2 separate regions of the Mus musculus genome follow, and region 1 is linked to region 2. The links are chromatin contacts, found by Hi-C or POLR2A ChIA-PET in ENCODE. All regions are on one chromosome and are shown on one strand. The core of a region is the stretch at or near the end of the contact, and the rest is flanking DNA. Distances in the headings are between cores, read along the strand shown. Region 1 overlaps Ebf1 (early B cell factor 1). Region 2 has its middle 5.8 kb from the start of Ebf1.

What was found. A loop is a pair of places that touch in the nucleus more often than their neighbours do. ChIA-PET counts read pairs that join two places held with the same protein, here RNA polymerase II (POLR2A).
Region 1: a loop to region 2 is called in a map of heart, with 3 times the contacts of the local background. The contact joins two enhancer-like sites. A Hi-C loop is called at or near these places in 1 of 37 maps with a recorded cell type or tissue (heart). POLR2A ChIA-PET finds 5 or more read pairs at or near these places in 1 of 5 experiments (Patski).

Annotation. Positions count from the first base shown.
Region 1 is chr11:44,920,749-44,926,636 of GRCm38, forward strand. It overlaps Ebf1 (early B cell factor 1), which reads left to right. Exons shown (of 16, transcript NM_007897.3): 10 at 3,701-3,827. Among named protein-coding and RNA genes, the nearest start is that of Gm51859, 160 kb to the right of the region's middle. Within about 2 kb of position 4,345, at least 1 of the 3 ENCODE cell types and tissues checked has a DNase peak (open chromatin) inside an H3K27ac peak, as active enhancers do.
Region 2 is chr11:44,609,251-44,615,368 of GRCm38, forward strand. No RefSeq gene overlaps it. Among named protein-coding and RNA genes, the nearest start is that of Ebf1, 5.8 kb to the right of the region's middle. Within about 2 kb of position 4,441, at least 2 of the 3 ENCODE cell types and tissues checked have a DNase peak (open chromatin) inside an H3K27ac peak, as active enhancers do.

The sequences.
Region 1 (5,888 bases), core at 3,095-5,594, 310 kb after region 2:
AGGAAATAGAGAGGGAGTCAGAGGAAACTGAACTTCACCAAAGAACACTTAACCAAAGAGGCTACTTCTGTTAACCTTTGGAGCTTTCCTCTGTGCAGTTACACATCTAATACATAGTACTCCACACTGGCATTCTTCTACTTTTCATTTTGATAATAGTTTCCCACAGTAGTTTATTTATATTATTACTTCCTGTGAAAGCAGAAGGGATGAGCACACATATACACAAGGAAGATAAATAAATCACATTTAAAGTTGTGTAAGTTTAGGAATAAACACTCTTTTAGTGTAGACATTTTATTATTACTGTCTTAACTTCTTTTCATTTTAGATTTATTTTTATTTTGACTTGTGTGCTTGTGTGTGTGCATATGCATGTGTGTGTGTTTGTGTATGCATGTACATGTGTGTGCAGTACCCCAAGAGACAGGAAGAGGGCATAAGATTCTCTAGCTGGATTGATTTAAAAGCAGTTGTAGGCTACCCAAGGACTTTGTTCTCTAGAAGAACAGCAAGTAGTTTTAACAACTAAGCCATTTCTCAAACTCTTTAATACCTTAAAATATTTACTTCATTTCTTATTGAAGCCACAAATGTTGAGCAGTGTTCCTTTTCCTTACCATATAGAAACCATATAGACAGCAGCCCGTGCTCCTGTTGGGATATAAGTGCAAAGCTAGTCGAGTTGTCACTTTGATAGTGAGTTATTTGGTGAGTGTTCTAATATTACTGGGTTAAGAAGAATGGATTCCTGTAAGGGTAATTGTGCCTACTGGAGTCAAACATTTAGTAGAGTTATGAGCATATTTACACATGGATTTATTTCAGGAATGTTTAGAATATTATGTATGGAAGACATTCATTTCATAACATATTTTTAGATTTGTTTATTTTTATTTTTTGTGTATGAATGCATTACCTACATGTTTGTATGCATACCATGGGTACACCTGGTACCTATGGAGGTCAGAAAAAGACATAGAATCCCCTAGAACTGGAATTACATATGGCCTCCATATGGGTGTTGGATACTGAAAACTGAACCCACGTCCTCTGTAAGAATACCTAGTGTACTGTTAACGCCTGAGCCATCTCTCCTGACTCTCCTTAGTAACTTTTAAGAACAGACATGAGGATTCAAGAGTTTCTCCTGGTCTCACAAACTGTTCAGTAGTAGAACGATAAACAGGAAATTCTTGATGGCGCACAGTTAATAGTTTTTTTAGGAGTCATATTGTGAATGTTGTAATCATCTGAATTCCTAAAAAGAGGCCGCGACTACTCTGACTTTGGTTGACTGCATAGAGACCGTGTGGTCAGGAAGTCAGAGGGTAGCCAAGCATGGGTAGGCAAAGAAGGATCTGGACCTGGTTTGGCTCTTGTTCTCTATACAGTATTAAACCTGATCTCCTTGTTTCTATGCCTATAGATTATAAGTGCAGATTAGAAGCTGCAGAGGACAAAAGCACAGACTAAAACAGAAGTCATTTCAAGTGCTTAACTGTGTGGAAGCATTTTAGGGTTGGGGGACAGCACTTCATACTTCAGCCATCACTCAGTGTTTTAATGTATTACAGCAAGATGTAAGACAGGTGACTTCAAATATGATCTTGGTTTATCAAAGTTAAGTTACCTTGCATGTTCTCCATGATTCAGACAGCATTCAAAGCATTTTGGGAAGGATTTCAATGTGAATAGAATACTTGTTTCCATTGTTATCTATTTGTCGAGAACTTCACACCTGTATACAATGCATTCTGATTATATTCAGACACTCCGCAACTTACACCTAGAGATCCCTCTCCCAACTTCATATCCTTCTTTTTGTCTCTCTCCCTTTCTTTTTTTTTTTTTTTTACTGAGTCTAATTAGTGCTGACCCTGTATACATGGGTGGGGCCATTGGCTGGAGCATGGTTCTCCTACCAGGGGCCACATCTATAAAGAATATCGATTCTTCCTCTATTAGGAACCATTAGCTCCCCAGCTAGAGGTTGATGTGGCTTCCTGATTGGCAGGGAGCAGTGGGATCGAGATGTACCATTTAAGGCTGATCCCTCCACAGATTTGTTCTCTGCATTTTGACCAGTGTAAGTTCCCATATGAATCACAGTCCCCTTCACAAAGATGCATTTTTAATGAGAGCTGAGAGCTGTGCTCACCAATGGGTAAATAGAGGCACATATTTAGAAGGTTGCTTGATATTCAGTCCATTTAGTAGGTTGTCCTCTAGAGTCCAGGAGCTCCCCAATCTAATGTAAATTTTCAAGGCAATATCATTGGTGCTTTTTGTGACTATATCCTTAGCTTTCCAGAAAACACGAGCCATGGCAATAGACTTGGTCTCCAGAGTTCCCTTATGGCATGGTCTTAGTGCAATATTTCTTTGTGACTCTCAGTTTCTAGCCAGTAAGCTCAGACTTCCTGTGTATTCGAGAGAAGAGGATGAGGCATCTCTGAGCCCTAAGATGACTTGAGCTCAGTGCTTTCTCTTATGTTTCCAGGAACATTTTGCAGCATTAGTTGTGGATTTTAGTATGAGTAACTTTCTCATCCTTCTGCCTGTCACAAGGTGCTAAGACAGTTTCCCTTGGTGGCAACCAGGGGCTGGATATGGTTTCTTATCACCTCACCCACGATTCTCGGGCAAAACACTTCAGCTGGTTGGTTTTCACACTTAAATAAAACCTCCTTCTACACTGTTGCCATCCAACAGTATAAACATAAGCTAGCATTGACTCATTGGAGACTGCCCATAGAGGATATTCTAGCTTCTGTATGTTCAGTCCATGCTTCCGTGTTTAGCTGTTTAGGCCATTGCTGACTTCTCAGAGAGATCCCTTAGGATGCAGTTCTGTCACAGGTCAAGCAGTCAAATGCCAGGGATGCTCTTCTTCTTTTTTTTTTTCTCAAATATCTAGATAATGCTCATTTTATGACCATTAATAACATTTTCTTTATATAAAACGAGGTAAGAGTAATAAAAAATAAATTTTGCTTTATAGTATAATTTGATTGCCAATAGCGTTCAGAAATGAACTTCCTCACTGTGCATGTGCCCCTGCATAGAGGCAGGCTAAGCCTCCAGCAGCCCCCTCCCCAACCTTCATTTCTCTTTTATGGAGAGTCTTTAGTTCATCCAGAGCCCTAAGCTATTCCAGGGGGGCAGATCCTTTGCTCCCCCCTTTAAAATGCTTTGATTGTGCCTCTGGTAGTTAATGCGCCAAATGGTCTTCTGGACTTTCATACGTGTGTTCTGCAGCTAATTAGGATGCCCAGGCCTACTGTTTCCTACCTTTGTGCTCTCCACGTGTTTAAGAGCTCAGTTCAAACACCAGGCCCATACCCTCTGGAAAGGCATGGCAAAGTTCTACTCTGATTTGGGCATCTGTTGCAAACAGGTTTTCCAAAGGATATCCTGTAGGAGATAAACCATTTCATTAGGCCAGGTTCCCTTTCCAAACCGGGAAAGTACAGGGCCTGCTGTGAAGGAAAACCCAGATAATGCTATTGTGGCTATAAGCAGAGCACTTGTAAATGTTGTTGCCGGCATCTTTTCCACAGGTTCCATCCAGACGGTGTCCACTGACAGGTTAATGACGTGTTTTAGAGCTCTGTTTATAGAGAGCTACGGTAGGGCAGCTGGGACATGAGTCCTTTACATATTCCAATGACCCTTCCTCCTTCCATGTCTCCTGCAGTTGATAACTCCTCATGCCATCCGAGTTCAGACACCTCCTCGGCACATCCCTGGTGTGGTGGAAGTCACACTGTCGTACAAGTCCAAGCAGTTCTGCAAAGGGACACCAGGCAGATTCATCTACACAGGTAAGCGTGCCTGCAGATGGGAACCACAGAGCTCTGTTGACTTCATGAGATGTTTTCCTTGATCGTGTGCATGTGCGCGTGCATGTGTGTTTAATGTCGCTTCTGTTAAGACAGATTTTTTTTCCCATTTCAACAAGTACATACAGGACCGAAGAAATTGCTTTGATTATTATTACTAAAAGTTGATGGAGATGTAATACTTAAAGCTGATGGAGATGTAATAGCTTTGCATGTTGAAAGAATTGGTTGCCTACTTAGAGAAATAGAGAGCGGGACTATATTAGACAGGACCAAGGTCTCTCTCTAGTAGATTGGCCAGCTTGTTGTTGGAGTTTGCTTATGGAGCAGGGTTGAACTTTGACGAACAGTGCTGCTTTTTTTCTAGCCTGCCGCAGCACTTGAATTAAACACATTTGGAAATTTTCATAGTTATTCTGGGTCGTGCTCTCTGCCCCAGTAAGCTGCATTTTGTCTGCCCCACCCCCAACAGCACTGGCACACGGACGTGCCTTGCGGTAAGCAGCTAGGGTTACAGGGTGCATCTGAAATCCCTCCTACCAGGCCCAGCCAATCAGGCAGGGACCTGGGCTGGCAGGATGTAGAAATATATGTAATGGGCTAAGCAAACACCCAGGGATCTCATCGTCGAATTCAGCATCTGCTTTGGAAGGGGTGGGCAGACTCTTTGTTTCTTACATGCTCAAAGGTGAGGTGTAGGCTGATCACGGGTGGGTGGTGTGGTAGATTTGAGGGCCCTTGGTTTCACATGACCTGGCTAGCTCCTTTCAGGAGCCAGTCACTGCTTTTCTTCCCCATTTATTATTAAGGGTCTGCTAGGCCTCTCCATGTAGATGGGAAGTTGCATTCACACAGAGGGGTCTGGAGCACAGAAGAAGCGCTTCTGTTAGCACATCCTAATTAAACCACACAATCCAATGGGCAGGTTTCATTTTTGCTCTAACGTTCTACCTCAAAGCATCTTCCCCTATAATTTTATGCTATGAAGCAAACCAAGCATGCTTGATAGCCACCCTGTCTCTCTCACACAATGACAGCTCATCACCAACAGACAGAGACAGACAAACAGAACGACAAACAAACAAACAAACCAAGTTAATATATTTTGACCCTCGGAAATGCCTCCCAGCCCTTTAAACAAAACACAGGGTTGGTGCCTGCCTGCCGATTAGTTTTAGTTAATTGAAAATTATAGGATTGACCCAAGAGGAAAATTTTGTTTGCACTCCAATCACTTTTACAAATTAAGGAAAATTACCACAATTTTGTTTAGCTCAGGTTTCACACTGAGTTCACGAAATTAGCTCAGCCATCCCAACAAAGTCAGCACTTTGTTAGTGAGCGCTTGAAAAAAAAAGTCTATCTGGAGTTTTGTGGTGTATACAAACGAAGCATAGAGAAAGCTATGATGCTTTATAGAAGTGGGCCAAGTGTTTTTAATTAGGCTCATTGGTTCAGCATAAGTTTTGAAGAACAATCAAAATAGCGGATTAGCTGTTTCTTTTAAATCTAGGGTTTCTTGCCATTCATTTTTCCCATGAGAACTTGCAGATAGCACTGTAAGGTTTTTTTTTTTTTTTTTTTTTTATTCTCTTTTCTTTCTATTTTTTTTTTTTTAAACAAGCCTCATTATGGGCTCGCAGGAAAAGGACCAATTGAAATTTCTGATACTGTAACATTCCCCACCGTCATTCCAAGGGGATGGGAGCTTTTCACAGCGTTCCTTGCTGGACTCGCGGTTCTGGAACATATTACAAAACCACAGAGGCCAAATGTTTTCTCTGAGGAGTTTGGACTCTGTTTTTGGCCGAAAATATTTAGGCCTCACTGGTTGCTTATTTACTCTGCTATTAAGAACAAGAAAGAGAAGAAGAAGAAGAGAAGAAGAAAAGGAAAACGTTGGTGGGGCGGGAGGCACCAGAAGCAGTCAGCCATGGCTTCCGCTTTGGTGACAATGTCCTTGCTCAGTACTGCTCCCTTTTGTGGTCAAGTCTCATTTAGAAGAAATTATTGTTAATCAGTGTTTAGTAAAATATACCCTAG
Region 2 (6,118 bases), core at 3,191-5,690:
ATAGTCTCCCTTTAAATCTTTCCTGGCAAAAGTCTACAAAGGAAGGGAAGGGCAAGAGGCAAAACCTACTGATTTACTGTTTAGTTCTCTCTTGCCCTCTCCGCCCCTTAAATGTTTTTTTTTTTTTAAATAGAATATCAGGGTAATATAAACACTCAGACTATCGTAAAGTAAACATGTCCCATTACGTAACTCATGTCCACAATGAAAATGAAGATATAACCACAAGGTAGTTTCATAATAAATTCTATGTAGCTAGTAGATTCATTTTGTTTGGTGTGTTAGTTGGTGACTATCAGTAATTACGATTTTCGAGCTGTGAGCCCAGTGCTCACAAATGCTGCATTTGTGCTGGTTGCAGCGTGGAGCAGTACATCGGGTATGTAGCATCCACGTCTCTCCTTTGTCCCTTACAGTAAACTGACTTTTAAGAATAAGGAGGTTGGGGAGCTGGAGCAATGGCTCACTGGTTAAAAGCACTTGCTGCTCTTGCAAAGGACCTAGGTTTGGTTCTCAGCACCCACATGACAGCTGTCTGTAACTTCAGTTTCAGGGTATCTGCCTTCTGTGTCAGGAGGCATGGTTATGGTGTATATACATACATGCAGGTAAGATGTGAATACACATAAAATAGAAATAAATTTAAAATATTTTTAATTTAAAAAAAAGATGAAGGAAGGATGACTGGCTTGGCTAGGGTCCCTTGGGTAGAGAGTGGTGTAATATGCTTTGTTAGCAATCCTTGCGTGCGATATGCTGTAATATGCTGTGTGCGATATACTGTAATTTGCTGTGTGTTATATGTTGTAATATGCTGTGTGTCATGTGTTGTAATATGTTGTGTGTGATACGCTGCAATGTGCTGTGTGTTATATGTGCTATAATGTGCTGTGTGCGATACACTGTAATATGCTCTGTGATAGGCTGTAATGTGCTGTGTGTTATATGCTGTAATACGCTGTGTGCAATACACTGTAATATTCTATGTGTGATAGACTGTAATATGCTGTGTGCAATACACTGTAATGAGCTATGTGTGATAGACTGTAATATGCTGTGTGAGCAAACAAGGTGCTTGATAATAGCAGTCCTCTTCCTGTCTCCGTTCTCCAGAGCAATGGGTTTACATGAATGCTGACTCTGAGCCTTGTCTGGCCACATGGCCTGAGGCCATAGAGCTGATGAAGTTGGCAAGACATAGAGCTGCTAAAGGTGTGTTCTGGCATCAGATAGACTAACCTGGGCTCATGACCTTGGCTGGGCACTTTAGCCCCTCTAACAATGGCTTCTTCATGTAAATAATAATAATAATAATAATAATAATAATAATAATAATAATAATAATAAATAGTCAAGGCTTGGTATGTAGGATGATTAAGTAAGACTGCCTTATGCTTAGCATAAAACATTGGATCAGAGACTCCCTCACACACGCTCAGCAATAAGTTCTAGATTGGGTTGATGTTGAAGAACAATTTTCGACATTATTGAGGAGTTGCTTGATCAGGGAGGGAAGCGAGACTGTATTTCTGACAGTGTGAACTGAGCCTTAGGGGAAGCTGAGGAAAGGTACCCATGGGCTGTCTTGGAGAGAGAGGTTCATTTAGGCAACCTTGGAGATTGAACCCTGACGGGTGGGTAGTCCAGAAGTGTTCAAGGTGTGCCTGGGAAAATGAAGAACTTATTAACCGAATAAAGAAATGTTGAGTGTGAACCAGCATTGGGAATTTATAGGCTGGGGACCTGCAAAGTCTCCTTCTCGAGCGGCAGTACCGCAAGGGAGCTAGGGGATCGCGAGGTGGCGCTGTGACTCCACCTTGGAAGACAATTCTGGCCAGCAAGTAGCCTGCACTATGGAATCCGCTCAGGACTTCTTTCTTGGTCGCGCTGGTCGGCTTGGTTGGGTCTTTGTAGCAGCCAAGCAAATCAACAGCGATAAGGGGAATGAACACACAAGCAAATCTCCCGGAAGCGGTCTCTTTTTGGACGCCGCATCAATAATCAGAAACTGTCCGCGAGGAACCATTAAGAGCGCGGAACTGTCCAGCAGGGACCGTTGCGCTCTCAGTTCGGGTAATTTGTGGGTGGAAATTACACCTGGTCTGCAGGGAGCTGAGCTGGGCGCCCACCCCCGGCCTGTGGCCATGCCCTGCGCTCCTCCAGCAGGCTCCCTCCCACCCGTAAGGCCAAGGGACCTGCAGTCTCACCGCTGCCCTTGACACCTCGATTTCCACGCAGCCTGCTGCTTTCGCCTAGCTGGACTTTGATTCTTAGGATGTCTTTGCGGCAGTTAACACACACAAGTGCGGGCTCAGACTCGCGTGTACGATCTTGCTCGGTACCCAAGTTCTGTGCTTGCACACTGTACTCACATAAACTATGTCTTCACGTGACTCTCATGCACACTCGAGATAGAGGTGCACCTGTGCACCCCTTGGGCCCGCACTGAAGCACGCGCGCTCACACGGAGCCAAGAATGCACTGTTCAGACCCTCAAATAATGTAGCTGAGGCTCGCTGATTGAAAACCCGTGTCTGCATTCACACCACAGGCACTTTAAACAAAGCTACCAATAAGGACCAGGAAGCGCACAGCGCCACCGCGCAAATACCCAGAAAGCTGCCCCCAAAAAAGGAGCACACAGTTTTTCTCACTTGGGTATCCTGAACCCACCTCTCGAATGCGCTTTTCCTTTCTTAACTTTCCTTTAGGGAAACAGGCCCTTTTCTCTCTTAAATCTTTATAGCCCCCCCCCCCAACTCCCTGCTTTTTTTTTTCTTTCTTCCATCTCAGTTTGTTTTAAAACTTAAGCAGTGTTAACTTATAAACTGCTGGAGAGCTCCCTTCTAAAACCCTTGGATACCCCACCCCACCTCCTATGTGGAGAAAGCCAGCTTTAGTCTCCTAGGCAGATAAGCAAAATTCTCAAAGTGGGGTACCAGCTGAACTCCACCCCTGGGCGGCACCAGCCTAGAGTTCTTTTTCTGGAACACCACCAGCTATTTTCTCTCAACTCAGAATTACGTCGGGTTTTAGCTATCCGTGCTCAGACCAAGACTGAACCATGTCCCCCCAACCCACAATTAAAACACATGCTCAGCTGTTCTGATTTCTGGCCTGTAGTGGACATCGTGGACATCGGACATCATAGCAAAGTCCTGTACTTAAGGTCGTTTCATTAGGCAAGCTTAGACCTTAGCTGGGACTGGGAGAGGACGTGACACAGCTAGGGCTGGAGCTGGCACGTCCCTGGGGAGTCCTGTCTGGGAAGGAGAGGGGAAAGGCACCCACTTACATTACAGCGCAAACTTGTTTTCAAATAATCATATTCGTTAAGATTTTCCTGAAACTACACTCTCCTGACTTCTGTGTGGTTTGTCCTCACCGTGACAAGCGCCCTCTCTCTCTTTCACTCTGCTCCCCTTATCTCCCTCCCCCGCTATGTGTAACCAGGACTCAGTGCACCCAAGAATTCTAGTGGTGTTGAATAGCCCTTAGCTGCCTCTGCCGGGTGGAGGTTTGACTCCAAGGTTAAGAGCACTGGTCCCTGAGACAATGTCTTGGTAACTTTATTAGCGGTGTGGCAGGAACAAGATTTCATTCGCTTCCGCTTCTCTTAAAAACCCTCCGTTTCCTCACCTGTACAATGGGAGTGGACTGTAGTCGCGATTGAGTAATTTCATGTCCGGTAAACCTAGCAACAAATGGGATCTATTTATTGTCTGGGACGATCCCGGGGGAAACCCGAGAGAGGCCTCAGCTCGTTCTGAGAGGGGACAGTTTTGTGGAACCGCACCGCGCCTGGTCCTACCCACGTTGACTGCAGTCTCTGCGACAGAGCCTTAGAGATTGTTTAATCGTTCTCTACCTCCTGCGAGTGGCTGTCACCCTCTTCTTCAGTTTTCTAGTTGGTTCCAAGAAAAGGAGGGTTATCCCAGGGACAGAGACTGGATGAGCAAAGGAGGGACTTTTCCGGAGCGCCGCGAGGTCGCAAGCCCGGATCAGAGTCCGGATTTCCGGTGGCGTTCTGGCCTGCGGCTCCCACGCTCCCCACAGAGGTGGGTGAATGCCACCCGGGGACAGACCAGGGTTTAGTGGGCGCGTGGGTCCCAGTGTTCGGCAGTCCCAACACGCATCCGTGGTATCTTCCCATCGCCCTCGCCCTTGCCTGGCTGCACCCCGCTTTCCCAGGACTCCAGGTCGCTACAGACTCTACCGGGTTCCCTTGATAGTGGCCTGGCTTCGGCCTGTCCCAGTCACACATCTCAGACGTCTAGTGGCCCGCAACTCCCCAGAAGCTCTCAGAGGGCCTTTGAGCTTAGGCGCTTTGTCGCCCACTTCCAGTTCTACCCAGCACTGGATGAAGAGCCCGTTGTCCCACTGGGGTCGCAGCTACCTCTGGCAAGAAAGCTAAAAAAGGTGAGGGGGCAGTTCCCCGACTGTTGGGTGGGGGGTCCTCAAAAAGAGAAAAGTAGAACACGCTTCAGGACAAGTCCCAAGCCTGCCTCCTGGGGGCAGACAAGCAAAAGCCATCCCCTCTTTTCTTGGGACATTCCTTCTGATCCCAGTTCCACTCAATTCAGGGGGGTCTTTCTTTTTACTGAAAGGCAAGCAGGGGAGCATAATTTTACCTGAGCCCCTAGAAGTTATTGCATCATTTTATATGCCCCATGAAAGGGGGTCTGGGTCTACAGAAGTTCGAGATGGCCTGGGTGCCACTGGTTGGGCTTGAAGAGCACAGGGGGAGGGAATTCTTGGGCCCTAGCCTCAACTTCCTCCAGCACTGGGGGACCTGAGAAGCTGGGCAACCCCACTTGGTAGTGTGGACCCTCTGAGAACCTATCCATGACCACCACCCCATCTCTCCAGCCACAGCTGAAGAATCTGCCAGAAGTTCGACAGGAAAACATCATTCTAGAAGAAACATATTCCTTTACAGTGGCTCCTTCCCTGTCTCTTTGTTTGGGGAGAAGGCAAGAATTTTTAAATGTCTTTAAATATAGATTCCTAGGTACCAATGCCAGAGGCTCTGGTCCTGCAGCTGTGAAGGAGGCCCAGGTATCTGAATGTTCACACACACACACACACACACACACACACACACACACACACACACACACACAGAGAGAGAGAGAGTTCTCTCTCTCTCTCTCTCTCTCTCTCTCTCTCTCTCTCTCTCTCTCTCCCACTTCCTTTTGGCTTCCTTATACTTAAACATTTATTATTGGATGCAGAAGCCACGTTAAAAGGCAATTCACCCAGATGAAAATCTACAAATGCACTTTGCTTAATGAAAGTGAAATATGCCCACTATCCCAGGTGAGGTGTTGGCTGCCTGTCAAGCCAAAGGGAATTAGGGCTATCCAAAGATTCTTGCCTCCCTCTCTTTACCACCATCACTGCCTTCTCCTCCTCCTCCTCCTCCTCCTCCTCCTCCTCCTCCTCCTCCCCCCTCCTCCTCCTCCCCCCCTCCCCTTCCTCCTCCTCCTCCTCCTCCCCCCCTCCTCCTCCCCCCTCCTCCCCTTCCTCCTCCTCCTCCTCCTCCCCCCCTCCTCCTCCCCCCTCCTCCCCTTCCTCCTCCTCCTCCTCCTCCTCCTCCTCCTCCTCCTCCTCCTCCTCCTCCCCTTTCTCTCCTCCTCCTCCCCTTTCTCTCCTCCTCTTCTTCCTCCTCCTCTGGCTTATGGATATAAAAATTGCTTCCTTTTTAGTTAATTTCTGGAGAATTGGGCTGCTATAGCTGTCATTCTCTGTTCCAGTTTCTCTTTTCTGGATAGTGGGTTTCATGTGCTGACTGACACCAGGATCCTTTGTAGCCGACCTCCGACCTCCTCTGGAGGACTATGTTCTTTGTGACTCTTGTTAACCACAGGCCTCAATGTGACTGTGTTTCTCCTCATTCGGGCAATGATCCTTTCTTGACTGTGTGCATCACTGGAACATCTACCCCACTACATTCAACTTTTAATGTTTTGGCTTGATTACTGAAAAGTGGAGACTCAAGCAGTTAAGAAGAGTTAAGCCTAAGTCTTAAGCTAGGGCTTCCTGGGACCCATTGTAGAAGGGTGGCCAATGCTTCCTGATGCCCCTACCTTGAAGGGTCACCACTGAACTTAAGGAA